Regions from separate parts of the Homo sapiens genome. Here region 2 is linked to region 1. The links are chromatin loops, found by intact Hi-C in ENCODE. Cell type or tissue: endothelial cell of umbilical vein. All regions are shown on one strand.

Region 1 (8,000 bases):
ACTTGCTAAAAGGTCAGATAGCTATTAACATGGATTTGGGATTTAAATTCTGGACTTTCAGCCTCCAAAATGTGTGTTGGGATTACAGTTAGTTGCCTGTCTTATAATAGCTCCTGCCCTTGGACATGACCCCTGGCAGCTACTTTATCTATTTTAGCCCTTAATGAATCATGCCAAGAGTGAGAGATATTTACACTTTGTAAAACTTGAATGTAATTATAACTGCATTTTGGTGGTTTCATTAAAAATTTTTTAAAAATACTCAAAAACCAGCAGTACAAGTTGAGTACTCTTTATCCAAAATGCTTGGGACCAGGAGTGTTTCAAATTTTGGATTTTTTTGGATTTTGAAATACTTGCAAATATATAATGAGGTATCTTGGGAATGTGACCCAGGTCTAAACATTCATTTGCATTTCCTATACATCTTACACATGTAGCCTGAAGGTAGTTTTATACAATATTTTTAGTGATTTTTGTGCATTAAACAGTTTCGACTGTTTTGGTAATGACCCATTACGTGAGGTCAAGTATGGAATTTTTCATTCGTGGTGTCATGTTGGTGCTCAAAAAGTTTTGGATTTTGGACTGTTTTGGATTTGGAGTGCACTACGTGTATTAAAGAGAAAAGCAATGGACTGGTCATGGTAAATATATCAAATACTATATTCACAAAATACTACAAATGAACACATTCATTAGACCTTAATCTGTGCAAGTAATTGATAGCTAAAAAGTCAGTACCAAAGAATACTCAGTTTCAACCAGTCTTTACAAGAAACTTTATAAGAAAAGCATTCATCTGCCTAATACTTAAAAGAAATGCAAAGGAAAGCAAATGGGAAGTACAAATTAGCTTTATTAATGAAGCAAAAATAAATAAAATGAGAAAACCAAGGGTTGGTGATACTTAAAGGTACCCACATACTTACCTACCCATTGTTAATACATGTCAGTAAATCTCATCTTCCTAAACAGTGATATGTGAAGGGAGTTGGCTAGATAGCATCTACTAGGGAAATGGACAAAAGTTAGAATTGTTCTTAATGGGAAGTGAGTTCAGCCGCCAACAAGTCTTGGTTCCACGTATCATCTTTAATAGGGCTGCTCAGGATTCTTTTGGCATTATCTTCCATTTCTATTCCTGTTTCTGGCGTATAGACTGCTTTTATGGTCTGTTGTGGGGGAGAAGATGTCCACATTGAATGAGATAGAGGCTCTGCGTTCCTTGGGGCATGAGTTTTCTCAGACACTTCAAGGGAGGCACTGCCTTTATCATTCTCATGGCACTCGGTAATGACGTTAGTGCTGCATTCTCTTGACTACGCTGACTCTTGGATCCAGTTCATTGCCCAGGTTATAACCAGAGTTCTCAAGTTTTGAACCTTAAATGAGGGACATGCACGCCCCCCCACCCCCCGCATTAAATGTTAAGGGTGATGCCAGTGGTAGTGTATGGTTGTACACAACAAGAACAGACAGGTATTATTACAGGTTAGAATCTTAACAATTTCAGGGAGAGTACAGATTGGAGTCCTTAAAATATAAATTAAAAGTTCAAATTTAAAACACTGACATTCTGAAAAGCACATGTAGAAAGTCAATTCAAGTTAGTAGATGGAATTCAGATTTCTTATTCTGAGAATAGCTGTTGCCAATCCTAGGGCAATAAACAGAGGCAGCAGAGGTCAGAAAACACATGTATAGGCCAGTTATTCTACCATCCTGTTTCCCACAATCTGTGTCAAGATTTTGCCATCCATACTTCAGTTTGTGCCCAATAATCCTTTAGTTGATCATTTTGGAAATCCTAAACAGTGTATCAGGAGTGTTTGTATTTAAGAAGTGGTAGTGTTTGATAAATGATAATTAGCAAAATATAGCTCTACAGATCATATTATCAATAAATTCGTATTTAATTGGCATTTGTTTTAAAAGCTCTTATTAAGAAAACTGTCCTGTTGAAATGAGCCTTGCTGTTGTGGAGATTCTTCTGGCCTGTGTTGTTCACAGTGTGCTTTGTTGTCCCATTAGTATTATCAGCTGTCAGATGCATCTGAGGCTGATTACGGCAGGCACATAGAACTTTCCAGTGCTAGATTCACGAAGAACCCCTGTACCCTGAAGCTTATGTTAGATAAAGAGGCCAGTATGCTTGCTCATTGTTGGTGCGTTTCCTGTATTTACTCACATCTATAAGCAGAAATGGGCTTTGGTCTGAGGGTTCATACTGTATTTGTGTCAGCAATTGTGGTATCTAAAAGTGACTTAAGTGAAGTAGACTGGTTAAGTCAAACCCTTTCACATATCATCTTTCTGTCCAACACTTTGGATAAGCTAGTGTAATTAAACAGATGAAATAAGTTGCCATGAATAATCTCTTTGTTGTCCTTTATTGAGTCTTGTTGTGTTCCAGACATTTGCTGCAAGCTTCGTATATGCGCTTACTCACAGTTCATCCTTATTTTTGTTCTGTGAAGTAAGGATTGTTATGTTCATTTTATAGATGAGAATACGCAAGTGTCTGGTGCTTTTAGTAGTGACTGGCATAGATAGCCATGCCACAAATCCAAGTTGGTCTGACTCTAAAATCTGTGCCTTTCACTCCTACAGCATCATTACTCTAATGAATAACTTTGGGGGGATGCTTTATAAGAAATATTTGTTTCATGCTTTTTTGCTTGTTTTGTCAGGTTTATCACAGATGATGATATCCAATATATAATAAATGTAATAGGGGAGATGAGGCATCTACTTTTCAGTAGCATTTATTGAGATCTAACATCTACCATTTTATTTATTTCATCCTATATTCTGATGGGGGATCTCCAAACTGTTGTGCAAAAGGTCTGTTAAAGTGCAGGGAGAAGAATATTAGAGTCTCTAGGTCTCTTGTTTGTTTCCTTTGAAAATTCCAACTTCATATATGCTTCATAACGTATATAATACATTAGTCAAATACCATACTTCATTGGTTCTAATATGTCTACAGTTGATGTATTTCTTAGATTGAATGAAATACAGAGGTACACATAGAAAATTAGAAAAATAAATATACAAATATTATGGATGTATTTTTTAATAGGAGTGTATAATAAAAATAGTTTTTACATATTTCATATTCTCTGTTTATAATTCTCTATCTTATAGCTTTTTTTCATCTCTTGTTGATTATTTTTGATTGTGTGTCAGTATATTTCCAGTATTGCAGGGTTCACTTTGTCCTCCACAATTATTTCCACTCGCAGAAACATTCATCATTTTCTCATCACCTTCAGTTGTTAAAATCTCTTACTTTGTTGTGGTTGGTTGTACATTTCTTATTTGTAATGCTTTTGTTTGTTAAACTTAATAGAGTCAGTTATTTAAAACTTCATGAAACTAAGCATGAACCTGTCCAACTGTAGAAGATGAAGTAGCAGGAAGTGTTGGAGTGGCTGCATGTGACCGCTTTCGCCCTCTGTTGGTAGCCGGTAGAGTTGATGCGCTTTTGCTCTAGAGTTTTTTTTTTTTTTAATACAATTTTGAAAGTTGAAAATTCACAAGTTAGGGGTCCTCTGTATTTTGTTACAGATAAAAACTCTTATGAGATTCTGTAATTAAATGTAAAGTTCTTACATTGTTTATAATCATAGTGTTACAGGATTCTCATACTTTGGAAAATTTAACAGTATAGAAGTATATATTAGATTGGTGCAAAAGTAATTGCGGTTTTTGACATTGAAAGTAGATAAAATGCTCACACAATACCTTAAAGTAGCACAATAATGAAGTTTGAGTAGTCTTTAGAAGAACATACGATATTTAACAGCATTTTTCAAGCAAGGCTAAAGATGTGAGTCCAGTTTCATTCTCTTAATCCCATGAAAATAAATCCCTCATTCTTGCTGTTTACCTGTACAAGGTGTGATACAAATGAGTTTTCTTTGCATAGAAAGTAAGTCGTTTTCTTCTCTCATAGGCCACATTAAAGAAGTATCACTCTTTATTTTTGTCTTAGCATCCTCATTGAAAAATATTAATGTTCCTCTCAATGAAAACTCTTTACCTTTTTTACTTTTGTGTGTCCAGAGTGCGCATGCTTTTCACTGTAGCTGCTCCTCAGTCTTATTATTTAGAAGGAAATGGAACTCTGTGTGTGCACACGTGTGTGTGTGTATGTATGTGTGTGAGAGAGAGAGAGTCAAAGACAGACTGAATCCGACTTGATAGCTTTTACAAACGCATTTACAGTCTATCACCTTTGTCCTACTTGTGCATTCACACACAGATTCTGCAGTTATGTGCTTGTATAGCTCCTTCTCACACAAGGCAGAGCACTCTACTTAAGCAGAAAAACTGCAACTGATGTACTGTTTTCTTTACTGCATTTGTCCAGTGCTGCAGTAGAGCAACTGTCATTGTTTTGCACAGTTCTGTTTTTCTTCCAAAACTGCCTGTGGCAATTTGTACTCATTCTTTATTACCCAAGGGTTTTGCAAGCAATAAAATAATGTATCTGACTACTTAATGGCCTAATGTGATTCCCTCTTCAGAGAAACAGCAAAGTAGAAGACTTCTTTGACTTTTCCTCTTCGCTGACCATGCAATATTAGGCCTCTTGGGACATGTGTTTTGATGTGCTGCCAGAATGCAGTTAGAGATCTTACTGTATTGCAATCATATTTTCTTCAGAATCTTATAAACTGTTTATAAGTAAAGCTTGGATCTGGTCAGAAGGAATATTAAATGGTCTACATGTAATCTTGCCTTGGAGGGAAATTTATTAATGTGGTATCTCATATTTTACATAATTTCTTCAAATTATCTTCAGATCATATTGTAAAAAATCAATATGACACTATGATGGTGAAAGTGAAGTGGTAAAATACTTTTCTTTATTTTTGCCATCTATTTATTATACTCAGCATATATATGCATATGTGTGTGTATTATTTTTGCTATCCTCCCGGTCCTTATTTAAGAGCATACCATACATGTAAACATTATTTTCAAACACATATACACACACGTACACACTGCATAATGACACTTCAGCCTACTATGGACTCCATATATGACATAGTCCCAAAAGATTATAGTGGAGCATATGTAGAAACCTGATGTATGGCACTTGATATTGGCATTGCAGATCAAGTAAGAGGTATAATTAATATTTAATAATGTTGCTGGGACATTTGATTTTCCCTATAAAATTTTATATAAATAAAAAATATATACCATTTAGGTTTGTCTGGGTACAATCTGTGTTGTTTGTACAGCAATGAAATCACTTAGTGATGCTTTTCTTAGAAGGTACTTCCATTGTTGCTTGACTGTATATACATATAGACACATATATTTATTTTAAAGCGGACTATATGCCACACATTGTGCTAGATGCTGGGGATGTAACAGTGGACAAAATGGATGGGGCCCTTGTCCTCATACCATTTATAGTTGAGTCATGCTCTACAATGTGGAGATTGGGTACATAATGGTGTGACGAGTCTCAGTGCCGTACCAGTGTCAGATGGAAGAGCTGTAAGGAGAAGAAGCTGCCCTTTTGGCAGTATAGTACCGTAGAAGGTTTAGTTGCTTTGTTGTGTGTTTAAGCAGTCTTCCTTGTTTGCCTTCACCAAAGTAGCTCACTGTTAGACTTGCTGAGTATTAATGAGACCCTGGGAACTCCCTTCTCCAGCTGAGACATCAAGTAAGCTGTTGTTAAAGCTTCTTGCTTTCGGTCATACTTTCTTCCCCAGGCATCTGGGGCCCCAGATTCCAAATTTTTTAGGAACAGAGAAACTTAATCAAATTGACCTCTTTTCATAAGAAATAAGTACAGCTGGCCCTCCATATCGGTGGGTTCTGCCTCCAAGGATTCAACCAACCACAGATTGAAAATATTTTTAAAAAGTACGTCTGTACATACTCGGTTGGCTAAGTCTGAGTATGTACAGACTTTTTTCTTGTAATTATTCCCCCAATAATACAGTCTACTATTTACATAGCATCTACATTGTATTCAGTATTGTAAGTAATTTAGAGATGATTTGAAGTATGCAGGGGGATATGTGTAGGTCGTATGCAAATACTAGACTTTTTTTTTTTTTGAGACGGGGTCTTGTTCTGTCACCCAAGTGCAGTGGCACATTCGTGGCTCACTGCAGACTCAACCTCAAGGTTCAAGTGACCCTCCTACCTCAGCCTCCTGAGTAGCTGGGACTACAGGCATGTGCCACCACACCTGGCTAATTTTTTTATTTTTTATTTTTTGTAAAGGTGGGGTTTTGCCACATTGCCCAGGATGGTCTCCAACTCCTAGAGTCAAGCAATCCGGCCACCTCACCATCTCAAAGTGCTGGGATTATAGGCACAAACCATGCGCCCAGCCCAGACCATTTTATATAAGGCACTTAAGCATCTGTGGATTTTGGTATCTGTGTGGGGGCCCTGGAACCAATCCCCCGTAGGTACAGTGGGATGACTCTACCACTGTTTATATTTTTGTATTAGTAATATCACAACAGTACCATAATGATACTAAGTATTAGAAAAATTTTAAAGGTGTGTATTTTGATAAACAGTTTTTTTCCTTGGAGGTAGTGGTGGTTAAAAAAGGCTTTTGCCTGATGAGTCTTAAGGCTTATAATAACCATTTATCTAGGTCAGTGAGAGTCAGTTTTGGAGGTACATAAAACTAGATTATTAATACTCGAAGGAAACAGTGGCTTAGATATCCAAACAATGCTTTTTGATTTGGTTTGTTTGTTTGTTTGAGACAGGGTCTTGTTCTGTTGCCCAGGCTGAAGTGCAGTGGCACGATCACAGCTCACTGTAGCCTGGATCTCCTGGGTTCAAGGAATCCTCCCACCTCAGCCACCCAAGTGGCTGGGACTAGAGGCACAGGCTACTATGCCCAGCTAATTATTTTTATTTTTATTTTTAGTGGAAAGGAGGGCTCCCTGTGTTGCCCAGGCTGGTCTTGAACTCCTGAGTTTAAGGGATCCTCTGCACTGGCCCAAAACAATGCTTAATTTTTTTCCTCCCTCAAGCCAGTTATATATGTATTATCTACTATCAGTACAAAAAAGTGGTCTTCTGGGCTGCCCAGGGGCTAACACAGACCTTGCTCTTATGGATGAGACTGGGCGGGGAAAGAAGACAGAAATGCCCTAAATTGGATATCAAATAGCCAGCTGCTGTGCTAAGGGCCTGGGTGGGCATTGCAGAGTAAGATTGTTTTGGGCTGCGTTGAGCCTCCAAGAATGATCTACAACTTATTTTGAGAAATAAAGTAGACAAAAAGGAGGAAGAGCCAGTATTTTGGAAGAAAGCAGCAAAGACACAAAAGCATCTCCACTTGGGTACAGGACATCTTGTACTTTACAGATTTGATTGGCATAGAGAAAGCAGCTTTCAGCCAGGGTCTGAAGACCTCTGGGACTCCATGTTGTGTGCTGGTCTGTGAGGCCATCTCAGTGAAAAAAGCTTTCACTCCAACCTGGGCCACTTTGGTGTTTTCCCCCTCTGTTTTAAAAATATACTGAGGCCGGGTGAGTTGGTCGGATCACAGGGTCAAGAGATCGAGACCATCCTGGCCAATATGGGGAAACCCTGTCTCTACTAAAAATACAAAAATTAGCTTGGTGTGGTGGCGCATGCCTATAGTGCCAGCTACTCAGGAGGATGAGACAGGAGAATCACTTGAACCCGGGAGGTGGAGGTTGCAGTGAGCCAAGATCGCGCCACTGCACACCAGCCTGGCAACAGAGTGAGTCTCCATCTCAAAAAAAAAAAAAAAAAACACAGAGAGAGAGAGAGAGACACTATTCTATTCATTTCCTATGAAGGTAATATTGTTCAATAGAAAACCAATAGAGGGAGGTTGAGGTGGGCAGATTGCTTGAGCTCAGGTGTTCGAGACAAGCCTGGCCAACATGGTGAAACACTGTCTCTACCAAAAATACAAAATATTAGCTGGTCTTGGTGATTCATGCCTATGGTCCCAGCTACTCTGT
Region 2 (8,000 bases), 58 kb before region 1:
TGTTGATTATCAAGGGTTCAAGTAAGAGCCTTCAATTGTCAGTAGGAAGAAAAGCTAAGCCTTTTATAAACGTGTCTGTTTGGCTATTTTGCGTAGTATAAAAATCCTTAGAATCATATTAGGTTGCATTTTGCTCCACTTTGAATGTTTTCCTCAGGGTCACAATGTTTTTCTCTGTGGAAGGTTCTTTGCAGTATAGTAAGCACACAAGGATTGACATTGCCCTTGTACATATCGTGCTGACATTCTTCTTTGTGGGTGAGAAGACAAGTAGTAAATGAATAATTTCTTACAGTTGTCTGCTACAAAGCAATAGATGAGAAAGTGACTGACTGGGACAGGACTACTTTCCATTAGAGGGTCAGGTAGGGAATGCCGCTTGGAGGAGACAGCCAGATACAGGAAAAGGAAGTCAGATGTCTTGAGCTCACTTTGTTGGAAAAAAGAAGGCCAGTGCTGTTGAAATGAGTACACAGAGGGTGTTGGAAGAGGTAGACAGAGGTTTGATCAGGTGGAGCCTTGTAGGCCATGGTAAGGAGCTTATTAAATAGATTATTAATTCCATGAGAAGCCATTAAAATAAGGCTTTAAGAGGCAGGATGCTACGATGTGACTTAAGGTTTGAAAAAGATTACTTTGGCTCTCATGAATAATGGACTTCAGGTGCTTTGAGTGAAAGCAGGGAGACTAGTTTAAAAAGCTTTGCTTCTTGATGAAGCTGGATTGTAAAAGAAACGGGATGACAATTTCTGTACTTTACAAAGTGTTAGTATATCTTCTGTCCAAACAGCTGTTTTATGTTTACTGTTTCTTTAGGTTATTTTCTTTATCATCTGAACTGCTGAGTTATTCTGAGTGGGTAATATTGCCTTTGAATATATCTATATTTTAGTTAGAGTAGTAACTGTTTAACGGACTACATAGGGGTACTTATATTTAAAATTTAGTATAAAAAGTTTGGGTAAAGATTTATAGTAATTATAATTTTTGTTTATTCCATTACAGATATTTAAGCACACATCTGAAAAGTTGAGATCATGATGTATATACAGTTGAACTTTTAACCTATTATCTCATATGTATTTTTCGTTTTTGAATCGGAATTGAAAAAATGTTTTTAAATTATGAGTTATAACAAACAAAATTTCATACAAAAGAAATGAATTATTATATAACAGATCTAATATAGCTCCCAAGAAATACTACAGGCAACCAAAAATCTTTCTGAGAGCTCCATCACTATCAAAACTCTGTCTTTTAAAGTGATAAAGTAACTTTTATTGTTATGCTTTTTAATAGCTGGTATTTAAACTATGGAAAGAAGAATTAATATACTCAAGCACCAGTTGACAAACTATTGATAGCCTATGTTTCAAAAGATAATTTGTAAGTTAATTATTTGGAAAATATATATATTTTTTAACCTATGAAAAATCTATTCTGAATGGTGGGTAGATTCTAAGGCCTGCCTATCAAACTGATTTAGTCTGTAATGCTTGACCAGTGTTGGTTTGGGTCCTGGGTTTTGTAACTAGAAGGGGTAGATTGGTTAGGACTTCACTTTATAAACATTTAAAATCCTCAGAATCTGTCTTGGAAGGCTTTCCCACATTCTAGTGCAGTTTGTTAGAATTATGCAATATGAGTGGGAAAGAATCTCAAAGAAAGTAAAGATAACTATAAAAGAAGCAACAGAGCCAGTGAAGTGTTAGCATTGCCCAGTGGCTCAGGCTTTTTGGGTTTTTGGTTTGATTTATTCTTTCAACTTTTCTGGTAATTTGCAAATTCTATCCTCTTTGCAAACTCTTTGTATTTATTTGTAATACCTTTTCAAGTGAGCTCTCTGTAGAACTTCCTAAGTTATAATGGCTAAAACTACAACTGGATAAAACTGCAGCTGTCCTGGTTGAGACTGGAGATGGAAAGGGCCAGAGGGACTCACTGGGGCTCTTGCACAGGACTCTAGTACTCCAAGGACCACAGGAAGAAACCACTGCACCTTGTGTTATGGGAGCCGCCCAGGCCTGCCCTACTCCAGACTGTGCCCTATCCAAAACAACGGTGTTACTTAACTTTGCAACCAAAATGCCATTCTAGCCAGATTTCGAAAGAACATAGGATTGAACTCATTCACACCACTGCGACTGTAAATAACTGACCTTTATTTCCTAAAGGACTTGCAGTTTTCATATTGACTTGTTAATGCAAAGGAATCTTGTAGAGTTGAAACACCAACATGAAGTAAAAATATTGGCAGTGTTGGTGTGTTTAGGTCATTTATAAATTTTTTGCTTATGAGTTGGAAACTTCTTGGCTTAAGTTTTGGATAATGACAACTTTTCCTGGATATATTTTAACTTAAAAGTTTTGAGAAACTTTTATTGCTTTCCAATAGGTTGTTTTTGCATTCATAAACAAATTAATTTTGAAGACACAAGGGGAGAATTGTACATTCTGTCTTTTAAAAGTTGAGAATAATAATTTGTGATTCTATTAAGAGCCAGATAATTGTAACAGAAATTCATATGTAAACCATAGTTGTTTATGAAAGTAAAATGTTCTGATTACTAAGAATACATTTAAACTGAAATGTTTTTAAAATAAAAATTTTTAATGTGTGGTGACATGTTTTATACTGATGATTAACTTTGTCTTTTCCAAAAAGAAGACAAACAGGGAAAGTATGCAGAAGTAATTTGATTAGTTTTGGGGGAGTCATGACTTCACACAGTACAGAAAACCAAAATAAGAGAGACATGGATTGGGCACCGACAGTAGAAATTGTATAGATGTTATCTTCTGTAATAAGACTCATTGTTTGATTTCAGATGATGAAAATTTTAAGCTTGTGTAATTCTAAAATTGTGTGGGACACATAAAAACTTCTCTTCAAAATACACTGTGTTTAAGTGCACATTAGTGTTCAGTGGTCCATTTATAGACATATCAGAGTTAGGCTACACATTTTCTAGTTTCTAACCTGCTGTGGTAGCACAGGTCAGAAAACTCTAAAATCCTACTATTTAAAATTATTAAAGCATTTTGCTGTTTTACAAAAATTTGTTTGTTGTATGTACATAACCGTTTGCATTGATTGATTGATTGATTGAGATGGGATCACACTGTAGTGCCCAGGCTGGCCTTGAATTTCCGGGCTCATGTGTCCTCCCACCTCAGCAGCCTGAATAGCTGGGATTATGGGCTCCTGCCACATTGCCTGGCTACATAATTATTTTTTGAAAAGCTATTACAGGTTTCAAAGTTTTGTGAACCAGACTTAACTTTTTTTTATTATTGGTTAGTTTTCTTTTCTGTCTTAACAAATTTTCACATGTGCAAATTGTTTTATTTTGTAGCACATTCTTAGTGTAAAAATCAATAGTGTTGTAGAAAGCTTAAAAAAGAGACTTTTTAATTGCTTAATTGTACAGACTGCTAACTTTGAAAAAGTATTTTCCAATATTTTGGTTTAACTATGATCTTTCAATTTATGACAAATATTTTTTTCCTGTCAACTACCAAATTCTCTATAAACTACAACCCAGCAACACACATGTGTAAACCAACAGAAGATTGCATTTGTGTGTATGGAAAGGTGGTTCACTTTTTAAAATTCCTTAAGAAAACTGACTTTATATGTTGTCAGTATAATGTGGCTTATGACTTTTTTCTAATTTAAATTAGGGCCTTTATATTTACAGTTAAAACCTTCACCAGGTGCAGGGATTGATGGGCGTTAAGTGAAATGATAGACTGATCTAATTATTCTACATTCTTGTTTTTAACCAAAGTTACATTTTATAAACTGTGGTATAGTAGAAAGCAGTTTTTTTTCTGTCTTGGAGTAGCATTTTATATTAAGGAAAACAAATTATTATCTAGTAAAAGTAGATAACAAAGTGAAGAGAACAAATTATTTTGTTGTAAGATAATGGAAAAAAGGATACTACTGTTGAATTTTCTAGTCCTATAGTGAAAGAAGTGGAAAGAAGGTAGACCAATAGTCATTACTGTTTCAGTGACAAAAATAATTTTGTAATTTCTGCCTCCAAAAAATTGGATTTATAGAATGAATTTCTGTAAGAGTCTTTCTGCAATATTTGCCATAGACTGTCAAGCTGAAATAAAAGCCAAGGTACCCATCAGGTCTCAAGGAGATGGCACTGAGTTTGGTCTAAAGAAACCTTTGTGCACCAAGTCTTCACAGTAGTCAGTCAGTCTCTGTCTCTCTCTGTCTCTCTCTGTCTCTCTCTGTCTCTGTCTCTCTCTCTCTCTCTCTCTCTCTCTCGTCTTTCTCTCTCTCTCTGCAGATGTTATTTTTGCTACATTTGCTATTTTAACCTGTCAGTTAAAAAATAATTACTATGTCAGTATGGCTGGCAGCTCATATAGGAAAAATATGCTGTCTCTTAATCAAAGGTGATTACAGTTTTCCCCTGTCTATAAATGTGCTTGTTGTGTAACGAGAATGCATTAGTCTCAGCCTGATGTACGAAATGAAAGGCAGTAAGAAGCAGCACCATTGTTATCACTCCAGGCGTGTCTAATGAATCGTGTTTCCATGTTCTCTCGGTCACGCCGTAGAGTGCCCTCAGCCAGGGCTAAGCCTCCTGTAAAATGCTCTTTAAGATTATTGTAGCAAGAACAGAAATGCTGCATGGCTGGGGGTGGGGAGAGAATGCCAACGAGACAGCTGCATTTCAAACAGTTACAGCTGCAAGGATTACTCATAGTAATAGCAGTGACAGACAACTGTTTGAGCTTTAGTGTAAAAGGCAATTTGGGGACTTGCCCTGTCAGAATTTTAGTAGCAAGCTTCTGTGTGCACGTGTGTGTGCATGTGCGTGTGTTTTTTATTCAAATTAGTTTGTGTCTGAAGAGTGGAAGGAAATATTTTAAATTTTTACTTCTCAATTGTGCTAATGTTGAAATCAGTAGTTGACTCATCTTTATTAAAATCATTGTCCTAGAGGAAGTTTATAAAATGTTTATTTGTAGCAATGATGAATTTAAATGTATATGTTCTAACTGAATCACATGTCTGCTTTTCCGTCTCAAAATTTATCTTGTGATGATTCCTGTTTTAAAAATATTGGTTTTCCTTGTAATTTCTGAACATACAGCCTTGTTTAATATAGGATCCTTATTTTAAAAATTTATTTCAAATATGATGTAAGCTTATAAAAGTAATGCCTGTCATGAAATCTGGAAAATACTCAAAGAGGTAAAGGAGAAAACAATCATTATTCTAGCAGAGATAACTGTTAATTTTAATCCTTCTGGACCCTTGTTTATGCATTCTAGAGCATATTAAGAGCATGTTAATCATTTTAAAGGTTAAAAATGGTAATCATTTTAAAAAATATTTGGAAGAAGTAGCAAATGGGGACAAATTTGGTTTTGAGAAGTCAATAACAGCCATTGTGCAAGATTTCTTTTTCAGTGTGCAGCTATTAAAGTAACATTGCAGCCTGTTTTCTGTAGCAGTTGTCTTTTGAAGGCCTTGTACAGTTTATCTCGAAATTTAGTTTTATGGTTTCCTTCAATTTAAAGTTTGCTGGCTTTACAGGGAGTCTTGTGATCCATTGAAATGCTAACTTGGGTCGTGTCTCAACTGCTACAATGCTGTGTAGAAACTGTCATTAAAATTCTGGTTATCCTGCAACTGGCAGAGAACCCATGCTGATTCCTTAGGAAGATAGTACACTGTTAAAATTTTGAATCGCAATTGTGCTTCTGTCTGCCAAATATTATCAATATTTGTAATCACTTAAGGTTGCAAATAGTTTGAAATAAATGGAACGTTTTAGTATGTATCTTCTATCCATGATTCTTATTTGTTTGATGAATTGACATCGGGAAGGTTACAATCCATTTCCAACATAGATTTGTTAAGTGATACTGAATATTTTACACTCATGAGCAATTCAAGAAATCAGAGCTCTAAATAGGTTGAAGTTGATATAAGTAATAAGTCCATTTAGTTATTAATGACTTCAAATATAGATTCTACCAGGCAACTGATGGCAGCATAAATTGATCAGTCAGTGGTGGTGTAGTGTTGTAAGTCATTGGATTTTTTTATGTGTGAAGTGCTATATTTCATAATTAATGTAGCATTGTGCTCCTTTGTTACTGAGTTTCTTTGGTAAGTCAGTTTTTAAGAAAGCAGATACTTCAAAATCGTTTATTTATCTTGGTATCCTTCATTTGCTGCAGTTAGATTAAGTGGATACATGTTTCCTTGTTGTAATATCTGATTAGTGTAGTTTTTGGAAGTAGATTTAATAATTCAGAAGATTTTTTTTTTTAAACACTACGATGCGTTTTATATGTTTGAGGTAGAAATTGAAAACAAAGGCAGTGGGCAAATGATAAACCTTGGATTCAGAGCTATGCTATCTTTAGCCGTTAGTTACTGAAATCTAACTGGGAAACAATGTACTTGTTTCCTGTGCCTTCCTTTACTTGTGTTTCTGGAGTTTCGAGTGAAATTTGATTTTCAACAATTTTAACGGCTGAATAAGAAGTGCCATCCCTGAAAGTGCCCTTCCCCCACCTCCAATATTTGCAGTGGCCAATGCCGTTGCTGAACTCAATGTTCTGGATAATAGGTTTCATTAGTTTTGATGCCTGAGGTAAAAAAGCAGTAGGTGGGAGTAAGAAGTGTTTTTGATGTCTAGACGTTCATTTCAGCTGTTGCTGCAATATGATACATTAAAAGGAAATATGTATCATAGCTCAGAGGAAATATGTATTCTTTGAAAGTAATTCTACTTTTAAACTGTGTAAGGCTGGGTGACCTGAATTCTAAAAGCATGAGCTTGAATTTCTTCAAGGTTTCACAATCTTTATGCTCCTCCCTACCCTATTCCATTCTCCCTCCTCCCATTTTTTTTTCCCCTTCAAGTAAAGTATGTCAGTTTCATTTATGGAATTGGAAGGGATATCTTTCCAAGATCTCTGCTGGAAAACACAAAATCATTGAAGTATATGCTGCTTTGATATTTTGCCATATTGACTTTTTTTCTCCCTGAACCTTTTCTATGTTTTTTCTTTCAAATAAGCTTATTAATTCTGTAAGGAGTCATGTTTGGTGAAGTTGAAAGAAGTTATATTGCAATTGATGGGGATTTGAAAAATTATTTGGGCACTAAGCAGTAATTACTACTATTTAAAACTTTTCCTTTATAAACACTGTCTTTTCTGTTAAAAAACATTTATATACTACTTTTGCAGTTTAAATATTTGATTATGAGGATAACTGTATTAAAAAAGGTTGAATAACAGCAACGTAAACACATTCTGATTATAGCTTTTATAATTTAAGTGAGATAACTTTAGTGCCAAAATAGTTTTTCTTTGTAAATAGGCAGCTGTAGTAGTACTTAGTTTTAGTTTTTAATCTGGCTGTAATAGACAAAATAACAGCAGGAGAATGTTTTAATTTAGAAATTCCTTGTTTTGATTGACTGTTGTCACTCATTTATTTTACATGCATTTTAGATCTCTTGGTTCTTTTGAGACCAACAAAATTTTAGGAAAATTCTCCCATTATGCATAATTAGACTTATAAACATAGTCTATAGAGATAGTCTTTTTGCTACTTTATATTCTTAAGGTATTATAAGCATTTAAATAGAAACTGGAAAGATCAAAAGAATTAGAAAGGCTTTTTTTCCTGTTTTTTATTTTTTTTTCTTTTGGAATGGAGACAGCATGCCGTGGAGAGATTGTAGGTTTCATAAAGATAGGACTTTCTTATAGACTTTTTGGTAGTCGTTTTTCTTCTCAGTCTACCTTGAAAGGGAGAATGCATTTCATTTGTAGAAACGTAGGCTAACTACTCTGTCCCTCTTTATGTATTTTCCCCTGAAGAAAATCTTACTCTGTGTGTGTGTGTGTGTGTGTGTGTGTGTGTGTGTGTGTGTGTGAGAGAGAGAGAGAGAGAGAGAGAGAGAGAGAGAGAGAAAGAGAGATTATTTAAAGAAGCCAAAATG

What was found. Hi-C counts contacts between places; a loop is a spot of excess contacts. Peaks named below come from ENCODE experiments on the same cell type or tissue, not always from the same donor. Only the 100,000 strongest peaks of a DNase experiment are listed, where the experiment ranks them.
Region 2: a loop joins it to region 1, with 2.1 times the contacts of the local background. A loop is called at or near these places in 11 of 110 quality-filtered maps.

Annotation. Positions count from the first base shown.
Region 1 is chr12:116,062,275-116,070,274 of GRCh38, reverse strand. All of the region lies in intron 4 of MED13L (mediator complex subunit 13L), which reads left to right. Among named protein-coding and RNA genes, the nearest start is that of MIR620, 82 kb to the left of the region's middle. In endothelial cell of umbilical vein, a CTCF peak has its summit at 3,461 (motif pointing left); DNase peaks (open chromatin) are centred at 1,954, 2,094 and 3,424.
Region 2 is chr12:116,120,412-116,128,411 of GRCh38, reverse strand. The region is part of intron 2 of MED13L (mediator complex subunit 13L); the gene reads left to right. Among named protein-coding and RNA genes, the nearest start is that of MIR620, 24 kb to the left of the region's middle. In endothelial cell of umbilical vein, no CTCF peak of the experiment used is centred here; DNase peaks (open chromatin) are centred at 4,621 and 6,631; H3K4me3 peaks cover 406 bases; H3K27ac peaks cover 1,819 bases.